Linked DNA regions of Homo sapiens: region 1 is linked to region 2. Evidence: read pairs that join two places in POLR2A ChIA-PET (ENCODE). Cell type or tissue: A673. All regions are shown on one strand. Links, peaks and the distances in the headings refer to the core of each region. The heading gives the core; the rest is flanking DNA.

Region 1 (12,339 bases), core at 1,733-9,732, 68 kb after region 2:
AATCGTGACTCACTTCAGAGCTGCTCTGGCTTAGATTCCTAAATCCATAAAACTTCCCTTTCCTGGTCTCCTGAACGGGTGAGTTTTCTTTCCTTTTACATCCTGCACCAGGACCTCTGTGGAGGGTATCAAGAAGAAGCCCTGCTTCTAGAAATTATTAGTCAGTTAAGCTGTCAGGATCTTACAAGGAGACAGCAGAAGAGAGCGCCTCTGTCTACAGGGAGCAGAGGTAGGGGATTTCAGAAGGCTGGGAAACCTCGCCCTTCAGTTCATCCTCCACCCACCACCACCATCACACACACAAACTAGGAGCCTATTGACCTACCGCTTCCCAGATCTGTCCTGGGGTCAGGAAAAGGCCGCAGAATCATAAAGAAATGAAGCTGATTTCACTTCCTGGATCACCAGTTTTGTTCCCTCAGCACGACTCCCTGAGAGTCTTCTCTCCAGCCTAACCATGCACTTTTCCAAGCGTCGAGATGCTTAGAAACTTCCAAAAATACTTGACCACAGTGCCAGAAAGACATTTCTAATAAAACTTGCCAGCAAAGGGCTGGGAAGACCCCAAGTGTCTCTTGTCAGGGAAGCTTTATAGACTTAGCTCCTGGGAGCCAGCTGGGCCCTGGCTTGCTAGACCACCCTGCAAGGGCTTGGCCTCTCTCCCCAGCCCCTGCCAGGCCTGCTGGAAGTAGTGGCTGGAAAGAAATGGGGGCTTTGGGGTCAGGGAGCCTGTGTTCCAACTCCGGCTCCCCTTGCACTGGCTGTGTGGCTTTAGGCATGTGACTGAACCCCAAGAGCCACAGTTCATTCAGCAATAAAATGAGAGCTTCTGTCACCACTGCCTCTCCAGAGGCTGCTGTCGATTAATGGAATGTCATGGGTGATTGCATCGGGAATGGGGGGCGTCCAGTAAAGGCAGCTTCCTGCCCTAGGCTTCTTCCTGGTGCCCACTGGAACTGCAATTGGACCTGGCTGCCTCCGATTTACCGAGGCTCCATTTTATTTATTTATTTTTAAACTTATTTTAAAAGTAGAGATGGAGGCGGGTCTCCCTATGTTGCCCAGTCTGGTCTTGAACTCTTGGCCTCAAGCTATCCTCCTGCCTTGGCCTCCCAGGTGCTGACATTTTAGGTGTAAGCTACCGTTCCAGGCTGAATTTACTTTCTTTGAGACTGTGGCAGATGCGCTTGAAGCCAGCAGCAAAAGCAATGCCCATGGAGTGGTTTGGGCTGAAACTGTTCAGCCATTCATAGCTCAGCACCGTCTTGGTCTTCCATTACCAGTGGAAGGGTCCAGGGCTCCTGAGAGGCAGCTTGGCCCCATGCAATGGCTTCCTCCACTTCCACAATCCCCTCACCTGGCAGGGAGATAGTGAGCAAGCAAGAAGGGGATTAGCCTCCTGCCTGGGCAGGACCGTGGGGCACAAGGCAAGCTCCAGGCAGGGTTCTTCAGGACAGAGAGGGCAGCACAAACACCAGGCCCTGGCTTGAATATGTGTTTCACCACTTGCTGGCCAGCAACCCTGGGCAGTTCTCTTAACCTCTCCAAGTCTCAGTTATTTGGTCTGTAAAATGGGTATGATTACACCTGTCTCCCAGGGCTGCTGGGGAATGACAGTGTGTAAAGCCTAAGCACAGTGCTAGGTGCATCCCTGGCACCTGCCATAGTTAAGGGTGGGGGGCAGGGCTGGTGGGAAAACAGGATGGGGGAGAGAAAGAGAAGCAGAAGAGGAAAATGCTGGGGAAGGAGAATGCCCTGGGTTTTACAGGGTTCTGCAGTTTAGGGTCATTCTTCTACCCTCTCCCACCTTTGCTCAGGGCTTGGGCACATGCTCTTCCTTCTCCTCCTGTACACTCCTGCCCGCTATCCAGCAAGGCCTCTCCACCCTGAGGAAGCATCAGTTTAAAAACCACCTCTTCAGCTGGGCCTGATGGTGCATACCTGTTAGTCCCAGCTACTCAGGAGGCTGATGTGGGAGGATCACTTGAGCCCAGGAATTGGAGGCTGCAGTGAGCCGTGATCATGCCACTGCACTCCAGCCTGAGCAACAGAAGGAGACCCCATCTCTAAAAAACCACAAGAAAAACAAAACCCCACCTCCTTGAAGAGATCTTCCCTAGCAACCCCCACTCACCTCTAGAATAGATCCCTTCCACCCTGTTTTTCCTTCAGTGTGAGATTTCTAGATTTATTTGTCTGATTATTTGCCCCCAAGACCATCAGCTCCAGGAGGGCAAGGACTGTGTTCACTTTGCTCACTTCTGTATACAGCACCCAGCATCATGCCTGGCACAGAGTTTGGGAAGGGGACGATGATGATCCCTTGTCTGCACCTCAGAGAGGCAGCAGGGACTGTGGGCAGGGACCTCCAGGCCATAAGGAGCTGGAGGGAGTCCTAGAGGGTGGAGGGAGCGAAAGCAGGCCAGAGAGGCAAAGGGGCAGGAGACATGTGAGGGCATTCTAGGTGTGGGGAATGGCTTATGCCACTGTCCAGGTGCATGAACCTATCAGGGAGTTGGGGAAGACAAAACTCTTGGTAGTGGCTGTAGCAGAGCAATGGTGAAGGAGCCAGTCTGCCGCAGCCACTCTTCAGGACTTTGCTTTCCTGGGGCCAGGTTGCAAACAACCTTGAAGCTTGACCAGGGTATGTGGACCTTATCCTAATTTTTATGGGTTTTGTTTGTTTGTTTAATCAGAGACAGGGTCTCTCTATGTTGCCCTGTTTAGTTTCCAACTCCTAGACTCAAGAGTCCTCCTGCCTCAGCTCCCCAAAGTGCTGGGATTACAGGCATGAGCAGCCTGGCCTATTGGAGGTGGTGTGTGTTTGTTTGTTTGTTTGAGACAGAGTCTAGCTCTGTCGTCCAGGCTGGAGTGCAATGGCACCCTCTCAGCTCACTGCAACCTCTGCCTCCTGGGTTCAAGCAATTCTCCTGCCTCAGCCTCCTGAGTAGCTGGGACTACAGGTGCACACCACCACGCCCAGCTAATTTTTGTATTTTTAGTGGAGATGAGGTTTCATCATGTTGGCCAGGCTGGTCTTGAGCTCCTGACCTCAAGTGATCCGCTCGCCCCCGCCGCGGCCTCCCAAAGTGCTGGGATTACAGGTATGAGCCACTTTGCTTGGCCCCTATCCTAGGTTTTTAAGTAGGGAAGTAACATGATCAAGCTTGTCTTGCTCAGAGCTCCCCTCGGAGGAAAGGCTGGAGGAGGTGACTGAAGCTGTTGCCTTGAGGACCCAGTCTGGTCTCCAGCCTCAGTGCTTCAAGGACAGGGTCCTTGCTGTATAGAGCTACTGGTGATTCAGACACAATCCACCTTGTGTTGCCTGCGGCTGACCTCCACTGGCAGGTGCCCTCTCCCTCTACAGTGGAGGTGTATGCGCTCAGGCAATGCAGGCTCAGCCCAGCTGTGGTCCCCCTGGAGGCAGTGAGCCCTTTGAGAGGTCTGAGCCAGGGGTGGTGGTTCACACCTGTCATCCCAGCAGTTTGGAAGGCTGAGGCTGGAGGATTGCTTGAGGCCAGAAGTTTGAGACCAGCCTAGGGAACATAGCAAACCTATCTCTACAAAAAAAAAAAAAAAAAAAATTAGTCAGATGTGGTGGTGTGTTCCTGTAGTCCTACCTACTCAGGAGGCGGAGGTGGGAGGATTACTTGAGCCCAGGAGTCCGAGGCTGCAGTAAGCTAAGGTTGCATCATTGCACTCCAGCCTGGGCAACACAGCAAGACCCTGTCTCTAAGTAAATAAATAAATACATTTTTTTAAATTAAAAAAAAAAGAGAGGGAAATCCAAGCCAAATCCTCCAGGGGTCAAAGTCCTGCTGTCCTCCCCTGCTCTGCTCAACCCCAGCCTACCTCTGTGTGGGGTGGGGGTGTCGGGGGAACCCATGCCGCTGAGCAAGGAGCTCCCTCAGCTGGTCTATTAGTCAGGTGAGGCTAGGTTCTACCGCAGTAAATCAGCCCCAAACTTCAATGACTTCACACAACAAAGTATATTTCTCAATCATGTTATACGCTCAGTGCAGTGGAGAAAAGAGGATGGAAGGGCAGGGCTCTGTTCCACCTAGGGTCTCAGGGATCCAGGTTGCTAGAAGAGCCACCATCTAGACAATCACCAGTCACCATGGCATGGGAAGAGAGGGCATGGAGAACTTACACCTTTTGATCCAGTAGTGACACATGTAAACCAAAAAGTGACTGAGGCAGGTCTCAATTGATTAGAAGCTTATTTAACCATGATTGAGGATGCAAAAAAACCAACAAAACAAAAACAAGTCACAGAAGCATCTACAACCTGTGATTTTTCCAAGGAAGGTTTCAGGAACTTCAGTATTTGAAGGGGAAAGAGCAAGCAGAAGAGGAAAAAAAAAAAAAAAAAAACGGGGTAAGGGGGCTGGGCGTGGTGGCTCACGCCTGTAATCCCAGCACTTTGGGAGATCCAGGCAGGTGGAGCACCTGAGGCAAGGAGTTCGAGACCAGCCTGGCCAACATGGTGCAAACCTGTCTCTACTACAAATACAAAAATTAGCCAGGCATGGTGATGCATGCCTGTAATCCCAGCTATTTGTGAGGCTGAGGCATGAGAATCACTTGAACCCAGGAGGTGGAGGTTGCAGTAAGCCGAGATCGCTCCACTGCGCTCCTAGAAGGGTAGACAATGAGGCAAATGGATACAATCTTAGGTTCCTATTAGCCTTAGTGAATGTACCTTTTACATGTGAAACAGAGGACCAAGTCAATTATGCAAAGTCTTGGGGTAGGAGGAGGGATGATTTCTAGTCTTGTCCTTATCCTGTCCCTGTGAAGATAAGCTGATAATTGACATTGTCAGGGTGAAGTTTAACAGAACTTGATTTTAGAACTAGCTTATAGGGGAATGTGTATTCTGAAAGGTTTAGGGGCCCACAGGGAATTTCCTTGTGAACAATTTGGGAAATATGTAGCCTTCTATTGTTGTGGGAACCTGGCTTACGAATGAGGCTATGACACAGGATTGTGAAACTACCGCTATCTGTTTGGGAACAAAAGGAAGGCAGTTTTTCTGTGACTCAGTTCCCAAACTTAACTTTCCCTTTGGCATAGTGAGTTTGGGGTCCCAAGACTCTGTTTGCTTTCACATATAGGTCACACTTCCGATTATAGCCAATTGGCCAGCACTAGCCCACTGGCCAGCAGCCAGGGTTCTGGAAAGGTAGAAGAGCCCACGGGTACTCAGTGGGCAGTGACTGTCTGTTCAGCCAAGTGCAAGCCAGGTTGGAGAGCAGGTTGGCTCCTGCCTGGACATAGGAAGATGGATGACAAAGGATGCCCAGAAAGGTGTGGGCTCCTTCCCAGTTACCTCCAGCCTCCATCTGCTCTCTGATTCCTAGAGCACAGCTCAGAGAACATCAGTTCCACTTTCCCCCAGCTTACCCAAAATATAGCCCCTACCCATTCTGGCCTCAGCACAACGCTGCCTGATTTCTCTCCACTCTTTCTCCCCTCCCCTCCCCCTGCCCTCCCCATCTCCCCATACCTCCCAGCTCCAACCACACGAGGCTCCCCCTGCTCTGTAATATATACTTTATTTCCTTTACCCCTCCGGGAATGTTCTACCCCTCTCTGCTCACTAGAATCCCACCCATTCTTCCAAATCTAGCTCACTTATCACCTGGTCCATGAAGATTCTTCCCACAGAATATCCTCTGCTTCCTCTCACCTCACAGTCTCCTACAGATGAAATGCCCAGCCCACAGCTCCCCACTGAAGGGGCAGCCCCAGGCAGACCATGTGATCCCATTCCCTATCCCAGCCACAGTGAGGTGGATCCACACGGCCACTCTGTTGCCTGGGCAGTGGCCTATGAGGTGGGGCCTGGTGGGAAGGATGAGATGAGCTAGGTCTATCAAACTCTCTTTAGATAACTTTTTTTTTCTGGAGATAGGGTTTTGCTGTATCACCCAAGTTGGAGTGCTGTAGTGCAGTCAGGGCTCACTGCAGCCTTGAACTCCTGGGCTCAGGCAATCCTACCACTTCAGCCTCCAAAGAAGCTGGAACTATAGGCATGTGCTACCATGCCTGGCTAATTTTTTTAACTTTTTATAGAGACGGCGGGATCTTGCTTATGTTGCCCAGGCTGGTCTGGAACTCCTGGCCTCAAGCAACCTTCCCACCCCAGACTCCCAAAGTGCTGGGATTACAAGTGTAAGCCACTGTGCCAGCCAGCCAGTGTTTTCTTGCTGTGTCCTCAAAGAGAGAAAGGAACTAGTGAGCTCTCTGGGCCTTTCTTATAAGGTCACTAATCCCAGTCATGAGGACTTCACCCTCATCTCATCACTTCTCAAAGGGCCCACCTCATAATACCATCATTTGGGGATTAATCACCTCCTTTGAGAATGAAAGTTAAAAAAAAATTGGGGGTTAAAATTTCCACATACAAGCCAGTCATGGTGGCTCATGCCTATAACCCCAGCACTTTGGGAGGTGAGGTGGGAGGATTGCTTAAGCCCAGGGGTTCCAGACCAGCCTGGGCAACACAGGGAAACCCCATCTCTATAAAAAGTTTTAAAACTAGCCAGCTGTGGTGGCATGCCTGCAGTCCCAGCTACTTGTGAGGCTGAGGTGGGAGGATCACTTGAGTCTGAGAGGTTGAGGCTACAATAAGCCATGACCACATCACTGCACTCCAGCTTGGGTGACAGAGTGAAACCCCATCTCAAAGGAAAAAAAAATTTTTTCAACATATGGATTTGTAGGGGTGGCACAAACATTTAGACCATAGCACATCCAACTCTGTAATTCCTACCTCTGGGCTTTTTATGTAAGAGACAGACACACATAACTGGATTCAAGTTGACTTCATTTCACATAAGCAGTGTCTTCTTAAAGAACAACTTGTCAAATACAATTTTCATTCACTGACTTCCACACTGAGGGAGGATACTGGGTCCTAAACAATGTTTTCCTAAAATATTCTGTGCAAACCAGATTTTAACCAATGTAGTCATTGTTCTCCACTGACTTACTTTATGAATATTAATGATGACTTTTATATTCAGCGTTCACTTCGTGGTGACACCTAGCTAGTGTTTAGTTTTTCAAAAATTTCACTCCTTGGACCATTGGGTAATAACCAGCAAACAACAGGTAAGAGTCCCAAACTGCTGCTTGAAAGAGAAAAATCCCTTTGGAAGACCACGGTAATAACTACTACTAATGTGTGGGGGTTTTGTTTGTTTTTTGTTTTTGTTTTTGTTTTTGTTTTCAGAGGGAGTCTCGCTCTGTCGCCCAGGCTAGAGTGCAGTGGCACCATTTCGGCTCATTGCAACCTCCACCTCCCGGGTTCAAGCGACCCCAGACTCCCGAGTGGCTGCGATTACAAGCACCCGCCACCGCGCCCGGCTGCACTCTAGCCTGGGCAACAGTGCAAGAGTCCGTCTCAAAAAAAAAAAAAAAAGAGTAATAGACTGTATTTCCCGAAGTATATTCATGGCCTTGGATGTTGTTAACAAGCATTAAGATTTTAAAAGGGCCCGAGGTCAAACCATTTAGGAAGAATGCCTAATTCCCACAGTTAAGGCTCGGTGGGTGGGCGCATGCGCACAGGATCCTCGCCGTCAGGCACCTGCGGAACACACTTGGAAATCGCTTTTTCCGGAGGCCCAATTTCATTTCATTATACACCACACCACACTGTGCTGGGCTGTGGAGGAAGAACGGGAAGCAGTTTTGGTCCAGTCCTCCAGGACCTAGTTTTAGGAAGAGGGTGGCAAGGCAAAAAAAAAAAAGAAAAAAAGAAAAAAGAAAGCACAAATCCAATTACAGTTATGAGTTTATGACAAAGTTTCTATAAATGACGGACCGCATACAGACAGGGCCCCATAAGATTATGATGGAGCTGAAAAATTCCTATGGCCTAGTGATGTCATAGCCTTCTTAAGTCTTAGCGCAACCAATGCATTACTCACGTGTTTATGGTGACGCTGGTGTAAACAAACCTACTGCACTGCCAGTCATATAAAAGTATAGCAGAGGGGTCCCCAACCCGTGGATCAGTACTGGTCCATGGTCTGTTAGGAACCGGGCGGCACAGCAGGAGTTGAGCGGCGGGCCAGCCCCCAAAGAAAGCTTCATCAGTACTTACAGCCACTCCCCAACACTGGTTTTGCTGCCTGAGCTCCGCCTCCTGTCAGATCAGCAGAAGCATTAGATTTTCCTAGAATCGGAAACCTATTGTGAACTGCATATGCCAGGGATCTAGGTTGTGCACTCCTAATGAGAATCTAATGCCTCATCTGTCACTGTCTCCCATCACCCCCAGATGGGATGTCTAGTTGCAGGAAAACAAGCTCAGGGCTCCCACTGATTCTACATTATGGTGAATTGTATAATTACTTCATTATATATTACAATATAATAATAATAGAAATAAAGTGCACAACAAATGTAATGCACTTGAATCATCCTGAAACCATCCCTCCCCCTTACCCCAGTCTGTGGAAAAACTGTCTTCCACGAAACCAGAACCTGCTGTCAAAAAGGTTGGAGACCTCTGGTACAGCACATATAATTATGTACAGTACATAATACTTGATAATGACAACAAATGACGATGTTACTGGCTTATATGTTTACTATGCTATATTTTTTATTGTTATTTTAGAGTATAGACCTTCTACTTATAAAAAGAAAAACACATTAACTGTAAAACAGCCTTGGGCAGGTCCTTCGGGAGGAATCCAGAAGGCATTGTTATCATAGGAGATGCCAGCTCCCTGCATGTTATTGCCCTGGAAGACCTTCCAGTGGGACAAGATGTGGAGGTGGAAGATGGTGATGTTGATGGTCCTGACCCTGTGAAGGCCTAGGCTACTGTGTGTGTTTGTGTTTTAACAAAAGAGTTTAAAAACTAAAAAAAGCCGGGCATGGTGGCTCACACCTATAGTCCCAGCACTTTGGGAGGCTGAGGCGGGCAGACCACCTGAGGTCAGGAGTTCGAGACCAGCCTGACCAACATGATGAAACCCCGTCTCTACTAAAAATACAAAAATTAGCCGGGCAAGGTGACGCACGTCTGTAGTCCCAGCTACTTGGGAGGCTGAGGCAGGAGAATCACTTGAACCCGGGAGGTGGAAGTTACAGTGAGCCGAGATTGCACCGCCGCACTCCAGCCTGGGTGACAAGAGTGAGACTGTCTCAAAAAACAAAACAAAACAAAACAAAAAAAAGTAGTACATTATAAAAATAGAAAAAAGTGTATAGAATAAGGATATAAAGAAAGAAAATGTTTTTATACAGCTCTACAATGTATTTGTGTTTGACGCTAAGTGTTATTACAAGAGTCCAAAAGTTTAAATTTTTTTTAAGGGTCTCGCTGTGTCACCCAGGCTGGAGTGCAGTGGAGCAATCTTGGCTCACTGCAACCTCTGCCTCCCAGGTTCAAGTGATCCCCTAACCTCAGCCTCTCAAGTAGCTGAGACTATAGGTGTGCTTCACCACCCCAGCTAATTTTTGTATCTTTAGTAAAGGTGGGTTTTGTTTGTTTTGAGACAGAGTCTTGCTGTGTCACCCTGTCACCCGGGCACAATCACTGCTCACTGCAGCCTCAACCTCGTGGGCTCAATCGATCCTCTTGCCTCAGCCACCTGAGTAGCTGGGACTACAGGTGTACACCATCATGACCAGCTAATTTTGTTATTTTTTGTAGAGATGGGGTTTCACTATGTTGCTCAGGCTGATCTCAACCTCCTGGGCTCAAGTGATCTGCCTGCCTCGGCCTCCCAAAATGCTAGGATTACAGGCATGAGCCACTGTGCCTTGCCTAAGAAAATTTTAAGTCATTTTAGTGTACACTGTGTACAGTGTTATAACATCTACAGTAGTGTACAGTAATGTCCCAGGCCTTCACAGGCACTCACCACTCACTCACTGAGTCTCCCAGAGCAGCCTCCAGCCTTGCAAGCTCCATTCATGGTAAGTGCCCTATACAAGTGTACCATTTCGTTTTGCATTGTTGTTGTTGTTGTTGTTGTTTTAGAGGTGGCGTCTCACTATGTTGTCCAGACTGGAAAGCAGTTGCTATTTACAGGCACGATCATCACCCACTACAGCTTCAAACTCCTGAACTCAATCAGTTCTCCCACCTGTCTCCCTAATAGCTGGAACTACAGGCATAGGCCACTGCACCCGGCCGGGGATACCATTTTTTTCTCTTTTTTTAAATTTTTTTTTTTTTTTTTTTGAGACGGAGTCTCGCTCTGTCGCCCAGGCTGGAGTGCAATGGCGTGATCTCAGCTCACTGCAAGCTCCACCTCCCGGGTTCACGCCATTCTCCTGCCTCAGCCTCCTGAGTAGCTGGGACTACAGGAGCCTGCCACCTTGCCCGGCTAATTTTTTGTATTTTCAGTAGAGACGGGGTTTCACCGTGTTAGTCAGGATGGTCTCGATCTCCTGACCTCTTGATCCACCCGCCTTGGCCTCCCAAAGTGCTGGGATTACAGGCGTGAGCCACAGCGCCCGGCCTCTTTTTTAAATTTTTAATTTAATTTTTTTTGAGATGAAGTCTCGCTCTGCCACCCAGGCTGGAGTGCAGTGGTGTGATCTCAGCTCACTGCAACCTCCGTCTCCTGGGTTCAAGCAATTCTCCTGCCTCAGCCTCCTGAGTAGCTGGGACTACAGGTGCATGCCACCACACCCAGCTAATTTTTTTATTTTTAATAGAGATGGAGTTTCACCATGTTGGGCAGGCTGGTCTCGAACTCCTGACCTCAAGTGACTCACCCGCCTTGGCTTCCCAAAGTGCTGGGTTTACAGGTGTGAGCCATCATGCCTGGCCCATATTTTTTCTCTTTTATACCATATTTTCACCATACTTTTTCTCTGTTTAGATACACAAATACCTTTGTGTTACCAGTATTCAGCACAGTAACATGCTGTACAGGTTTGTAGCCCAGGAGCAATAGCCTACGCCGTGTAGCCCAGGTGTGTAGTAGCCTCTACCATCTAGGATTGTGTCAAGGACACTCTAGGATGTTAGCACAGAGACAAAATCACCTAATGACACATTTCTCAGAATATATCCCTGTTATTAAGTGATGCATGACTGTACTCAACACTGCTAGAAAGGCGAGTCCAGAGCAGGACTCATCAGAATGCAGCTGTCTTAGCTGAGAGAACTCAGTAACCTGCACAGCCCCACAAACCATGGATAAGAGGGAGGCTAGGGCCCGAGTTCACCTGTGTCCCAAGGAGAGACAGACTCTGTGGGGGTTGGCAAGAAGAGGAACTGGTCCTGGATGTGGGAAGGAAAGGGAGCCAGTGCTGCCCAGGCCCTGGAGCATACAAGAAGCAAAGGAGATGGCATATGCCTTCACTGGGAGCTGTTTTCCTTCAGTCTTATAATAAAAAGAAGAGTTCTGATGGTGGGATAGGTAAGGGGATAACTGCAAATGGGGAACACCGATTCAGAGGCAAATCCAAAGTACCAAATTGAAGCAATCAGAAGAGAACTTCCACAAGTTCCCACCACTGCCTCACGCACCGCCCTGCATCTGGGCCCAAGAATTCTGCTCTCCCTGTTGTACCTATGAGTGAACCCTCAACCCCCCGGCCAAGACTCCAGCTGTCCCTGTGCATGCCACCCAGCTCCCTCCCACTCAGGACTTCCGCTCCAGCCACTCTGGCCTCTCCGAGTCATCCCCATCAGCAGGACGCATGCTGCTATTCCTCCCAGCTATACAAGAGCCCTTCCTGTCACACCTCCTACTCCAGTCACCCCTCCCTTCTTCCTTTACAGCAAAACTCTGCTGATGAGTCCATTCCTGCGGATGAGTCCATTTCTGCTCTCTCCTGGACCTATTCCCATCAGGCTTGGCCCTCGCTGTTCCTCCAAAACTGCTCTTGCCAGCGTCACCATTGCTGAACTTGGTGTTCATCCCTTGTCCTCATTACTTGATCTTGCAGCAACATCCATCTGACCAGATGGCTCCCTTCATCCTGGTAACGCCCTCTTCCAGGAGCTTCCAGGACAACACACGTACCTGGTTTTCCTCCTACCTCTCAGACTGTTCCATCCCAGGCTTTTCTGCTGGTTCTTCCCCATATCACTGGCTTCTGCGTAAAGCAGTGCCCCAGAGTGCAATCTGTGAACTCCTCTTCTCTAGCCATACTCCCTCCCAAGATTGACGCTATCTAACAGAAATTTAATGTGAACCACATGTGTAATGCAAAATCATCTAGTAGCCACTTTTTTTTTTTTTTTTTTTTGAGATGGGGTCCCACTCTGTTGCCCAAGCTGGAGTACAGTGGCATGATCTTGGCTTGTTGCAACTCTCACCTCCCAGGTTCAAGCGATTTTCCACCTCA
Region 2 (12,339 bases), core at 2,471-10,470:
CTTAAAAATATTCTTAGCTCTGTTAATTTCCAGAGTCAGAAATAATAATAATGTACACATTTATATAGCACTCTTAAGCCTTTTATCCACATTTACTCATTTAGTTTGTTTAAAAAGCCATTAAGAATGTACTTACATGATGCAAAAACAACAGGATAAAAACAGACAAATGAAATCATAAGCTAGCTGACCAAATGTTTAGGTAGTAGGAAATGGTTTTTTAAACTTAATTCTTTCAGCAAGTAATTTTTTCTGACTTGGATAGATAGATAAATACTGTTATATATGACCTGTCATTTCTACAATGATAAACTTTGATATTTATAAAGTAAATAATTTTGGCCGGGCTCAGTGGCTCACGCCTGTAATCCCAGCACTTTGTGAGGCCGAGACGGGCGGATCACGAGTCAGGAGATCGAGACCATCCTTGCTAACACGGTGAAACCCCGTCTCTACTAAAAATGCAAAAAAATTAGCCAGGCGTGGTGGCGGACGCCCGTAGTCCCAGCTACTCAGGAGACTAAGGCAGGAGAATGGCGTGAACCCGGGAGGCGGAGCTTGCAGTGAGCCGAGATCCCGCCATTGCACTCCAGCCTGGGCGACTGAGCAAGACTCCGTCTCAAAAAAAAAAAAAAAGTAAATAATTTTATTAGTATATGCTCAAGACATGCACATAGTGTATGTGTACTTTATACTCTTGCAATTATACTTTGATTTAGAAGATATAACAAAATACAAATAGTAAATTTAGGGCAAAATTGAACTGTACTACCACTTAAAATGTGGTGCAAAGACTACGGATTTTAATTGATTGATTTTATTTTATTTTTTATTTTTTTGAGAAGGAGTGTCACTCTGTCGCCCAGGCTGGAGTGCAGTGGTGCTATCTCCACTCACTGCAACCTCCGCCTCCCAGGTTCAAGCAATTCTCCTGCCTCAGCCTCCCAAGTAGCTGGGATTACAGGTGCCCGCCACCACACACAGCCAAGTTTTTGTATTTTTAGTAGAGACAGAGTTTCACTATGTTGGCCAGGCTGGTTTCGAACTCCTGACTTCAAGTGATCCGCCTACCTCGGCCTCTCAAAGTGCTGGGATTACAGGTGTGAGCCACTGTGCCTGGCTTTTTTTTTTTTTTTTTTTTAATTTTCTTTCTTAACCTTTCTGGGGGTGGCAGGGAGGAGGTCTGTCTCTCTCTGTCTCTTATTCCTACCATCTCTTCTTTTGCCTGTTTCCTCCCTACTTCTCCCTAGGCCACTTCACAGCTGCATCACTTATTTGTTTGTTTGTTTATTTATTTATTTTTCGAGACGGAGTCTCACTCTTTCTCCCGGGCTGTAGTGGCGCAATCTCGGCTCACTGCAACCTCCGCCTTCCGGTCTCCTGCCTCCTCAGCCTTTGGAGTAGCTGCGGTTACTAGTGCCCACCACCATGCGCAGCTAATTTTTGTATTTTTAGCAGAGAGGAGGTTTCTTTCTTTTTTTTTCTTCTTTTTTTTTTAGACGGAGTCTCTCTCTGTCGCCTAGACTGGAGTGCAGTGGCGTGATCTCGGCTCACTGCAAGCTCCACCTCCCGGGTTCACGCCATTCTCCTGCCTCAGCCTCCCGAGTAGCTGGGACTACAGGCACCTGCCACCACGCCCGGCTAATTTTTTTGTATTTTTAGTAGAGACAGGGTTTCACCGTGTTAGTCAGGATGGTCTCGATCTCCTGACCTCGTGATCCGCCCGCCTTGGCCTCCCAAAGTGCTGGGATTACAGGCGTGAGCTACCGCGCCCAGGCGGGGGTTTCATGATGTTGGCCATGCTGGTCTCCAACTCCTGACCTCAAGTGATCTGCCCACCTCTGCCTCCCAGAGTGCTAGGATTACAGGCGTGAGCCACTGCGCCTGGCCCTGCTTATTTATTTTTAGAGATAGAGTCTCACTCTGTCACCCAGGCTGGAGTGCGGTGGCGTAATCTTAGCTCACTGCAGCCTCAACCTCCTGGGCTCAAGTGATCCTCCCACCTCAGCCTCCCCGAGTAGCTGGGACTACAGATGTGTGTCACCAAATATTTTGTAGGGATGGGGTTTCACTTTGTTGCCCAGGCTGGTCTTGAAATTCTGGCTTTAAGTGATCCTCCTATCACCTGAGGTCAGAAGTTCAAGACCAGCCTGGTTAACATGGTAAAACCCTGTCTCTACTAAAAATACAAAAATTAGCCAGGCATGGTGGTGGCCGCCTGTAGTCCCAGCTACTCGGGAGGCTGAGACAGGAGAATTGCTTGAACCCGGGAGGCAAAGATTGCAGTGAGCTGAGATCATGCCACTGCACTCCAGCCTGGGTGACAGAGAGAGACTCTGTCTCAAAAAAATAAGAAAAAGAAAAAAGTGATCCTCCTGCCTCAGCCTCCCAAAGTGCTGGGATTACAGGCATGAGCCACTGCACTCGGCCAGCAAACATGTCATTTTATGATGTTTTATTTAGACTGATTTGTAAAGTTGCAAGTACAGTAAACAACTTGATAAATGTATAGAGTAGATCGTGTTGAAGATAAGGACAATTCCAAAAATAGTTGTCTGCCTCTCTCTGTTTTTGTTCTCCCAGTAACAAAGCTCACTGCCTTTAATTATAGTTTGAGACACTGTGTTGAAATATTTAATCTCTGGGTAATGACTGGATTTTAGTTTCCTAATTGGCATCTGTGTGTTTAGCATCTCTGCCAAAGCCCAACTCCGAGAATGAGCATGTAATACAAGATGTGGACTACATGTAAAACACTCTGATACCTGCCACCTAAGCTCTGGGGAAATACTGTCATAACAAACAAAGGAAGGATAAATATCATATACTTTATTATTCCACATATATGCATATTTTTAATGATCAGATTCCCCATCATTAACACATATTTTCTTTCCTTCTTTCTTTTTTCTTTGAGACAGGGTCTCACTTAGTCACCCAGGCTGGAGTACAATGGGACGATCACAGCTCACTGCAGCCTTGGCCTCTCAGACTGAAGAGATTCTCCTGCCTCAGCCCCCCAGTAGCTGAGACTACAGGCACATGACACTACACCCGGCTAATTTTTTGTATTTTGTGTAGAGATGGGGTTTTGCCCTGTTGTCTAGGCTGGTCTCAAACTCCTGAGTTCAAGTGATCCTCCCAACTCGGCATCCCAAAGTGCTGGGATTACAGGCGTGAGACCCCACGCCTGGCTGACACATATTTTTTAATGCCTGCCAACAACAGGCTAGGGTTTACAAGTCAAACCAAAAATCCATGTGTGAACAGCACATAGTGAAGTGTAACTATGGCCCCAAAGAAGCCCTTGGCCTTGTGAACATGTCTTGCTCATTTCTGAATGATATTTCATGTACCTGGGAGTAGCTCCCAGAAGAAAATGCTCCACCCACAACTGGGTGGCTTCCTTAAAACCTTGCAAAACCAGCTTGAAAGAACTAAAAGAATAATTTAGGTAGAAAAGTCATTGGCTTGAACTCCATCCACCAAAACTGCTTTGTGTTTTCTTAGCTGGAGAATCCAGAGAAGTGTCATTTTTCCTATTATTGTTGGCTTTGCATTGTTTGAAACAAGATGCCACTCATTATTTGCAACACATCTCTTTGGTGAGTCCATGACACACTGTGGGCGTGGGACCTACACACTCACATTCCCTGAATAATGTATGTTTCCTTTGGTAGTGTTTATACAGCCTAATGTTACACATGGGCGAAGGTGGAGCGCTGTTCTACCTATTGAGAACAGTCTAAGGTGAGAGGCCAAATCATAGATCAATGACAGGCTCTGTAGGACAGCAGACAGTGTTGCTCTTTCAGATGTGGAGAGGGAGAAGAGATTCCACTTTTCCGGTCTAGCCAATATGGGGCAACAGACATCCGACAGCAGTGTCATAAACCTTGAGCAAAAACTCAGGACAAGGGATAGCCAGCTATTTTAGAAGCTTTGAAGCTGCATATTCATCTGGAGGCCAATGTGTTCGTGTTCTTCTGAAAATGAAAACCACTCTCTTTCCTAACATGGATAACACTCTAACACTCCCGTGGGAACGAGATTGGAAGCTTTCTGCCCCAGGTCACAGTGGGTGACCAAAGAAGGCCGCTCCAAACACTGAAGCATCCTGGTGGTTTACTTAACAGGATCGAAGCAAAGCCAGCTCTCACCGCAGCAGCCTTCTACCAGTCACTAAATGATGGCAGGGCCAGCAGACTCTGTCAACTCCTGTGGTTGCCCGAATCTGATCTTCACCTCATATCCACCTTTCCCAGGCACAACCCAGAGTTCAAACTTTTGCCCTCTCCAAATTCAGATGAAGGGATCGGGTGCAGTGGCTCACGCCCATAATCCTAGCACTTTGGAAGGCCAAGGCAGGCAGATCACTTGAGGTCAGGAGTTCGAGACCAGCCTGGCCAACATGGCAAAACCCCGTCCATGCTAAAAATACAAAAATTAGCCGGGCATGGTGGTGCGTGCCTGTAATCCCAGCTACTTGGGAGGCTGAGGCACAAGAATCACTTGAACCTGGGAGGTGGAGGTTGTGGTGAGCTGAGATCGGGCCACTGCACCCCAGCCTGGGTAACAGAGCAAGACTCTGTCTCAAAAAAAAAAAAAAAAATCAGATGAAGGGATCCAATCATCTCCCAGAAAAAATGCTCAGTCCTTTCACTAAATTCTCCCTATAAGATGGGAATTTTCTCCTTGTGTCATAGAAGTGGAAACTAAAGCTCAGAAAGCTCATGTGACACAGCAGGTCAGAGGCGGTGCCAGGAGAGAAACCCAGGTCTGTGTGACTCCAAAGGTCACGTTCTTTTCACTTCCTCATTTTCCACCAAAAAAAAAAAAAAGTACCAGTTTTACACATAAACAAATACTGTTGTCCATTGACACTTCGGTATTAGCAGGTTCTGAGTTTCACTCTAATGGAGCTCATTGGGCCTGACTGGGTCTAGTTAGAGGTGGCAAGTATGTTAACGATATGAGGCCAGAGAGTTCTCCGCCCCTTAAGAAGCAATAACTTTATTCCTGGCCAAGGATGATGAGTTGACTATGTTCTTTGGACCCTTTGTCACGGCAAGGTATAATTCTCAATCTAGACTAGACAGATTGGCTGGCGCTATCACTTGGAAAGAAAGGAGTTTACTCCTCTTTGATGTCCTCCTTTGTGTCTGGAAGCAATCAATATAAAATTTATTTAGCCTTATCTTCTGTAACAAACCAAAGAGGGGAAAGTGTCCCAGAGAAGGCCGCGGGCACTTACTCACCCTTATTAATTCCATGTAACAACTGAGAGGCACTTTGAGCCTCTTAACCAAAAGCTTCACATCTTCAGATGCCAAGCCTCCAGCAGCAGGGCCACATGGCTCAAGCAGACAGGGAGCAGACTGGAAGTAGGCTGGAAGCCAACCTGAGCACAGCACCATGTCTCCAGGACCAGGCGGCACAGAAACTTGAGGCCACCTGTTCATCCACTGTATTTTTACCTATTTTTAAAATGTTCAACTCTCAGGGCTGGTGTTAGATGCTTATGATGCCACCAGGTAAGCCCACAGGTGCCAAAACATTATGTGCTTCTGCTTTGATATTCTCTGATGGATATTGCTGGCCCCAGCTCCCCTCTGGTACTTGGGGGGAAGTGGAAGAAGAAGAAAGATGAGCTGGTTGTTCTTGCTGCTGTTTCTCCACGATGAGACAGAATGAAAACCCTCTTTGGTTCCCTTCTGAATCCACCATCTGAGGACCAAGATATTCTCGGCTTGAATGAAATCAAAGTGGTTTAAATTAAAACTAATTATATCTGCTTTTAGAAACTGTAGGAATAGGCCAGGTGCGGTAGCTCACGCCTGTATTCCCAGCACTTTGGGAGGCCGAGACAGGCAGATCACCTGAGCTCAAGAGTTCAAGACCAGTCTGGGCAACATGGTGAAACCCCGTCTCTACTAAAAATACAAAAATTAGCCAGGCGTGGTGGTGCGTGCCCATAGTCCCAGCTACTCAGGAGGCTGAGTCAGGAAAATCGCTCAAACCCAAGAGGCAGAGGTTGCAGTGAACTGAGATAGCGCCACTGCACTCCAGCCTGGGCGACAGAGCGAGACTCTGTCTCAACAACAACCAAAAAACAATAGGAACAACCAATGGTTTTGAAAATACACCTTATCTATTAAAAGCATAAAAACATGAATGAGAAAGAAATACATTGAAATTCTTGTTGCTAGTTCCTCTGAAGAGGGAGAGAGAACAGAAGTGGAGGAGAAGGGAAATACTGTTCAAGTGGATTTTAACCACATCTGTTTTATGTTTGATTTCTTTTAAACGTAAAACGAAATTTGAAATAAATATGGCAGAAAGTTAACATGTGTTAATATTGTTAATTCTGGGTTATGACTACATAGGTGCTTGATATGTTGTTCTCTGTATTTCGTTATACTGAACGTTCTCACAATAAAAATATATTTACAAATGTTTTATGTTACAACTATGACTGAACGCTAAAAACAATGAGGTACATGGACTGTGAGAATGTGTAGGAGTCCTGAGGTTGGGAAGTGTGGCCAGGGGCAGTTCCCTAAGAAGAAACTGAGGGGGTGTCAGGAGGGCTTTGTATGCCCAGAGTGTATTAGGCTTCTCCAGAGAGACAGAGAATCAATAGGAGAAAGAGAGAGATGGATGGATGGATAGATAGATGACAGAGATGAGAGATGATTTATTATAGATGATAGATAGATAGATAGATAGATAGATAGATAGATAGATAGATAGAAGATAAGATTTATTTTTCATTTTTTTTTTTTTTGAGACAGTCTCACTCTGTCACCCAGGCTGGAGTGCAGTGGCACGATCTCAGCTCGCTGCAAATTCTGCCTCCCAGGTTCAAGCGATTCTCCTGCCTCAGCCTCCCGAGTAGCTGGGATTACAGGTGCCTGCCGTCACGCAGGCTAATTTTTGTAGTTAGTAGAGATGGGGTTTCACCATGTTGGCCAGGTTGCTCTCAAACTCCTGACCACAGGTGATCCGCCCGCCTTGGCCTCCCAAAGTGCTAGGATTACAGGTGTGAGCCACCGCGCCCAGCCGAGAGAAGATTTATTATAGGAATTGGCTCACATGATTATGGAGGCTGAGAAGTCTCACTATATGCTGTCTGCAAGCTAGAGAACCAGGGAATCTGACAGTGTAATTCTGAGTCCAAAGCAAGAGGCCTGAGAAACAGACTGGCTGCTGGTGCAAGTTCCAGGGTCCAAAGAACCAGAGAACCTGGAGTTCTGACATCCAAGGGCAGGAGAAGAGGGTGTCCCAGTTTCAGGAGTGAGAAAGTGAGAATTTGCCTGTCTTATACCTTTTGGTTCTATTCAGGCCGTCAAAGGATTGGATGGTGCCCAGCCACATTGGGTGAGAGTGGATTTTCTTTACTCAGTCCACTGATTCAAATGCCCATCTCTTATGGAAATACCCTCACCAACATACCCAGAAATAATGCTTCACCAGCTCAGTATCCCTTAATCCAGTCAAGTTGATGCCTAAAATTAACCATCACACAGGGATTGCCCTGTTACTGAGTGACACAGCTGGGAAACTATTTTGGAAGCTGAGATGGCAGGGACTTGGACTGGAGTAGTCATAGTGGTGGATACAGAGAGAAATTGATGAGTTTAACAGAAATTGAGGAAGTAGGCCTGGCACCATGGCTCACACCTGTAATCCCAGCACTTTGGGAAGCCGAGACGGGTGGTTCACCTGAGATCAGGAGTTTGAGACCAGCCTGGCCAACATGAAGAAACCACATCTCCATTAAGAATGCAAAAAAAAAAAAAAAAAAAGAAAGAAAAACTTGGCTGGGTGTGGTGGTGCATGCCTGTAATCCCAGCTACCTGGGAGGCTGAGGCATGAGAATGGCTTAAACCCAGGAGGAGGAAGTTGCAGGGAGCCGAGATCATGCCACTGCACTCCAGCCTGGGTGACAGAGCAAAACTCCATCTAAAAAAAAAAAAACAACAACAACAAAAACAAAACAAAACAAAACAAAAACCCATAAGAAATTGAGGAAGTAAAATTGCAGGACTTGGTGACGGATTGTATACAGGGAAGGAGAGAAGGGAACCAGTCTGGGGCCATCATATTTGGCTTGCCTACATAGATGGATGATGGCACCATCTTGACCTATGGAATGCTCAAAGAAGCCTGGGTCTGGCAGGGAGAATCATGAGTTTGGTTTTCGACTTACTGATTTTGAGGTATCTTGGAGACATTCAAGGAAAAACAGGGTACAATTAACAAGATAGTGGCAATAGGTGCTGGGCAGCCCAAAACTGCTGGTCACTTCTACTTACTAATCGCTGGAGGGCTGAAGTCTGGCTGCCTCTTCTGTGCCCTGCCTCTGTGACATGTCCAAATTGCTACGTTCAGGTTTAGGATGCAAAAAATCTGCTTTATTACACTGTGAGGAATCTTAGGATATTACCTATCTATAGCTGGGAAATTTAACCATTCCCAGGTTAGTCACATTTGACTAACTTGTTGAAGATGGTGTCTGATTCTTCATTTTCCTCCCCAGACCTGCTAGACTCTTTTTCTCATTTCTAGTCTTTGCTGATTTCAGGTTTCTTTTAGTTGGATGCCATGTATAAATAACCCTAAACTCAGCTTGTAAGTGCTTTTTTTCTCTGCTACCCAAAATTAATATAGATTCCTATTACCTTAGGTTAGGTTGTCCCAGAATCACACCTTAAGGCAGGATTTGAGTGCGACTAGTTTTGTTCTGTATATTTCGTTTTGTTTCATTTTTTTAAATTGTGGAAAATACATGTAACATACAATTTACCATCTTAATAAGTTGTTTTTTTTGTTTGGTTTTTTTTTTTTTTTTTTTTTTTGAGATGCAGTTTCGCTCTGTCACCCAGGCTGGAGTACAGTAGCATGATCTTGGCTCACTGAAACCTCTGCCTCCCGTGTTCAAGCGATTCTCCTGCCTCAGCCTCCTGAGTAGCTGAGATTACAGGCATGTGCCACCACACCCCGCTAATTTTTGTATTTTTAGTACAGACGGGGTTTCACCATGTTGGTCAGGCTGGTCTCGAACTCCTGACTTGATGATCTGCCCGCCTAGGCCTCTCAAAGTGCTGGGATTACAGGCGTGAGCTGTCGTGCCCGGCCCCATCTTAATAAGTGTTAGTGTCCAATTCAGTGATATTAAACACATTCACAATGTTGTGCAGTCATCACCATCATCCATCTCTATAACACTTTTCATCCTGTAAAACTGAACCGTATACCTTAAACCAAATAACTCCCCATTCCCTCCTTCCCCTACCCCCTAGCAATCACTCTACTTTCTGTTTCTAGATTCAACTAGTTTGTTTAAGAGGTGATTGCGGGAAGACTAGAGTGGGGAAGTAAGGCAGGAAAGGGAAGGAAGCCAAGAAAAGGAACATTATTAAGCAAGTTGCTTCTGTGTAACTGCAGCTGGGGTTCAGTCCTACTGGGGACCCTGGGAGACAGTGCAGAACATGCCTCTGAGCTTTCCTACCCAAGAGGTGAGGAAGATGGGGAGCCTCCGGTTTCCATCCATCATTGGCTGAGGCCTGCTCGTAGGGTCAGTAACCCTTCAGCATGTCTGTGTCTCAGGTGGAAGGAAAACTGTCAGGTGAAGAATCCCAGGTGCTTGCAGTAGGACAGCCACTGGAATGTACTGGAATGCTGAATGACAAGGGGATATGGATCCCAAAAGAATTTCTGAGCTCCCTTTAAGGAACAGACTCTAAAGTGGTCCCCATGATCTCCACCTCCTAGTAACTCACACCTTTGTATAATCATATAATTCCCTCCCTTTGAGTGTGGGTGGGTCCAGTGACTGCTTCTTTTTTTTTCTTGTTTTTTTCTTTCTTTTTTTTTTTTTTTTTTTTTTTTTTTTTTTAAAGAGATGGGGTCTCACTGTGTTGCCTTGGCTAGAGTGCAGTTGCTGTTCACAGATGCAATTATAGCCCACTACAGCCTCTAACTCCTGGGCTCAAGCAATCCTTTTGCCTCAGCCTCCCAATCTAAGACTACTTCTAACCAACAGAATATGGCAAAGGTGATGGGCTGTTAGTCTGTGATTAGATTACATTATATACAATTCTACCCCACTAGCTCTGTTCCTCCCTTAGTGGCTTTGAGGAAGCAAGCTGCTATTTTGTAAGAGGACCTATCAAGAGGTCCACATGGCCAGGAACTGTGAGCAGCCTCATAGAGCTAAGGGCAGCTAACAGTCAGCAAAAATCCAGGCCCTTGGTCTTACAGCAGCAAGGAACCAAATTCTGCCAACAACCCGAATGAGTTTGGCAGCAGATCTGTCACTAGTCAGGCCTCCAGATGGAGCTGAGCCACGGCCGACACCATGATGACAGCCTTGCGGCCTGCACTATGCCCAGGCCCCTGACTCACAGGGTGTGGGATAATAAAGGGAAGTTGTTTTAAACTAGTGCATTTGTCGTAATACGTTATGCAGCATAGGAAACAAATATGCTCCCTTATCCTATAAGCCTCCAATCTGAGCAAGATGGCCTCAGCCCTTCTGCTTTTTCTTCTGATAACCTTTACTCCATGTCCGCTAATGAGCAATTCTTTTTTATCTTATTTTATTTTATTTATTTTATTTTTTTAAGACAGGGTCTCTGTCTGTTGCCCAGGCTGGAGTGCACTGGCATGATCATAGCTCACTGCAGCCTCGACCCTGGCTCAAGTGATCGTCCAACCACAGCTTCCCGAGTAGCTGGCACCACAGGTGTGTGCCACCACACCCGGATTTTTATAGGTTTTTTTCTTTTCTTTCTTTGTTTTTTTTTTTGTAGATGCGGGGTCTCACTATGTTCCCCAGGCTGGTTATGAACTCCTGGCCTCAAACGATCCACCTCGGCCTCCCGAAGTGTTGGGATTACAGGTGTGAACCACCACGCCCGGCAGCAATTCTTAGGGTTTAAATAAACGTATTGCTTTTTTCTCTTATTAGGAAAGTAAGACATATTCATTGTAAGGCATATAATATATATAAGCAAAAAAAGGAAAAAAAACAACCAATGCTGTTCATCTAACTTTTTGTTAGGTAAGTTCAGACTTTCTTCTGGAGAGTTCTCTCTGTCTTTAAGTTCTATATTCTCTTTGATCCCTACTATGAAAGAACTTTTACCCAAATATAAATGTATAATTAGAAAAGATTGTATTTATATGGCTTGTTCTTGACCTTTTCCAAAGAGGTGTACACTGAAAATGCCCATATAATTGAGAAAGGCATTATTCCCAGGGGGAAAATTTCCATGGACATAGTAAAGCCATTATCCAGCTTTGTTCAGAGGGATTCTCATCCTACCTGAGGAGGAAAGAGGTGCCAAGCATTTGGGACCATTGAGTCCAAACTTCTTTTGAGTAAATAAAGGGCTTTTGCATTTAGCATGTAGGTGCTGAATTCAGCAAAGGAGGCACAGCAGAGACAGAGGAGCTCTCTGTATCTTCCTTCACCTTTTTACTTCCCTCTTTGCCTGTGGGCAGCAGTGAAAGAAGAATCTCCTGCTGGCTCTAAGACTCCCAGGGAATAGCCCCAAGGTTTTTCCCTCTTCCTTTCTCACTTTCCTTCTTTCTGCTGCTCACAGAGCAGTTCCAATTCTACCAATTCTACCATGATGTAGTCTCCATGAGGCCTCTTGCCAATAGGAAAAACTCCTCCCCTTCCTACTGCACTTGTGCTCCTTTCTGGAGCATCACTGGGTGTTTTCAGTTCACCCAAGTGTTCATTTAACAAACACCAGGTAGGCCGGGTGCAGTGGCTCATGCCTGTAATCCCAGCACTTTGGGAGACGGAGGCGGGTGGATCACAAAGTCAGGAGTTCAAGACTAGTCTGGCCAACATGGTGAAACCCCGTGTCTACTAAAAATACAAAATTTATCTGGGTGTGGTGGCTCAATTTTTTTGAGACGGAGTTTCACTGTTGTTGCCCAGGCTGGAGTGCAGTGGCACGATCTCGGCTCACTGCAACCTCCGCCTCTCGGGTTCAAGTGATTCTCCTGCCTCAGCCTCCCAAATAGCTAGGATTACAGGCATGTGCCACTGAGCCCAGCTAATTTTTGTATTTTTAGTAGAGACAGGTTTCACCATGTTGGCCAGGCTGGTCTCGAACTCCTGACCTCAAGTGATCCACCCACCTTGGCCTCCCAAAGTGCTGGGAATAGAGGTGTGAGCCACTGTGCCAGGCCAATTTACATGCAATTATAAGAGACAGTACAATCCTGTCTCTATAAAAAAGAAAATAATTAGCCAAGCATGGTGGTACATGCCTGTAGCCCTAGCTACTTGGGAGGCTGAGATAGGAAGATCACTTG

Evidence for each region. Peaks named below come from ENCODE experiments on the same cell type or tissue, not always from the same donor. Only the 100,000 strongest peaks of a DNase experiment are listed, where the experiment ranks them.
Region 1: POLR2A ChIA-PET joins it to region 2 with 16 read pairs; 4 of 35 experiments call an interaction of 5 or more read pairs at or near these places.

The regions. Positions count from the first base shown.
Region 1 is chr1:226,093,139-226,105,477 of GRCh38, forward strand. No RefSeq gene overlaps it. Among named protein-coding and RNA genes, the nearest start is that of LINC01703, 16 kb to the left of the region's middle. In A673, for the core only: no CTCF peak of the experiment used is centred there; DNase peaks (open chromatin) are centred at 4,893, 7,593 and 7,933; H3K4me3 peaks cover 1,412 bases.
Region 2 is chr1:226,024,375-226,036,713 of GRCh38, forward strand. No RefSeq gene overlaps it. Among named protein-coding and RNA genes, the nearest start is that of SDE2, 31 kb to the left of the region's middle. RefSeq lists an enhancer at 5,824-5,873. In A673, for the core only: no CTCF peak of the experiment used is centred there; no DNase peak of the experiment used is centred there.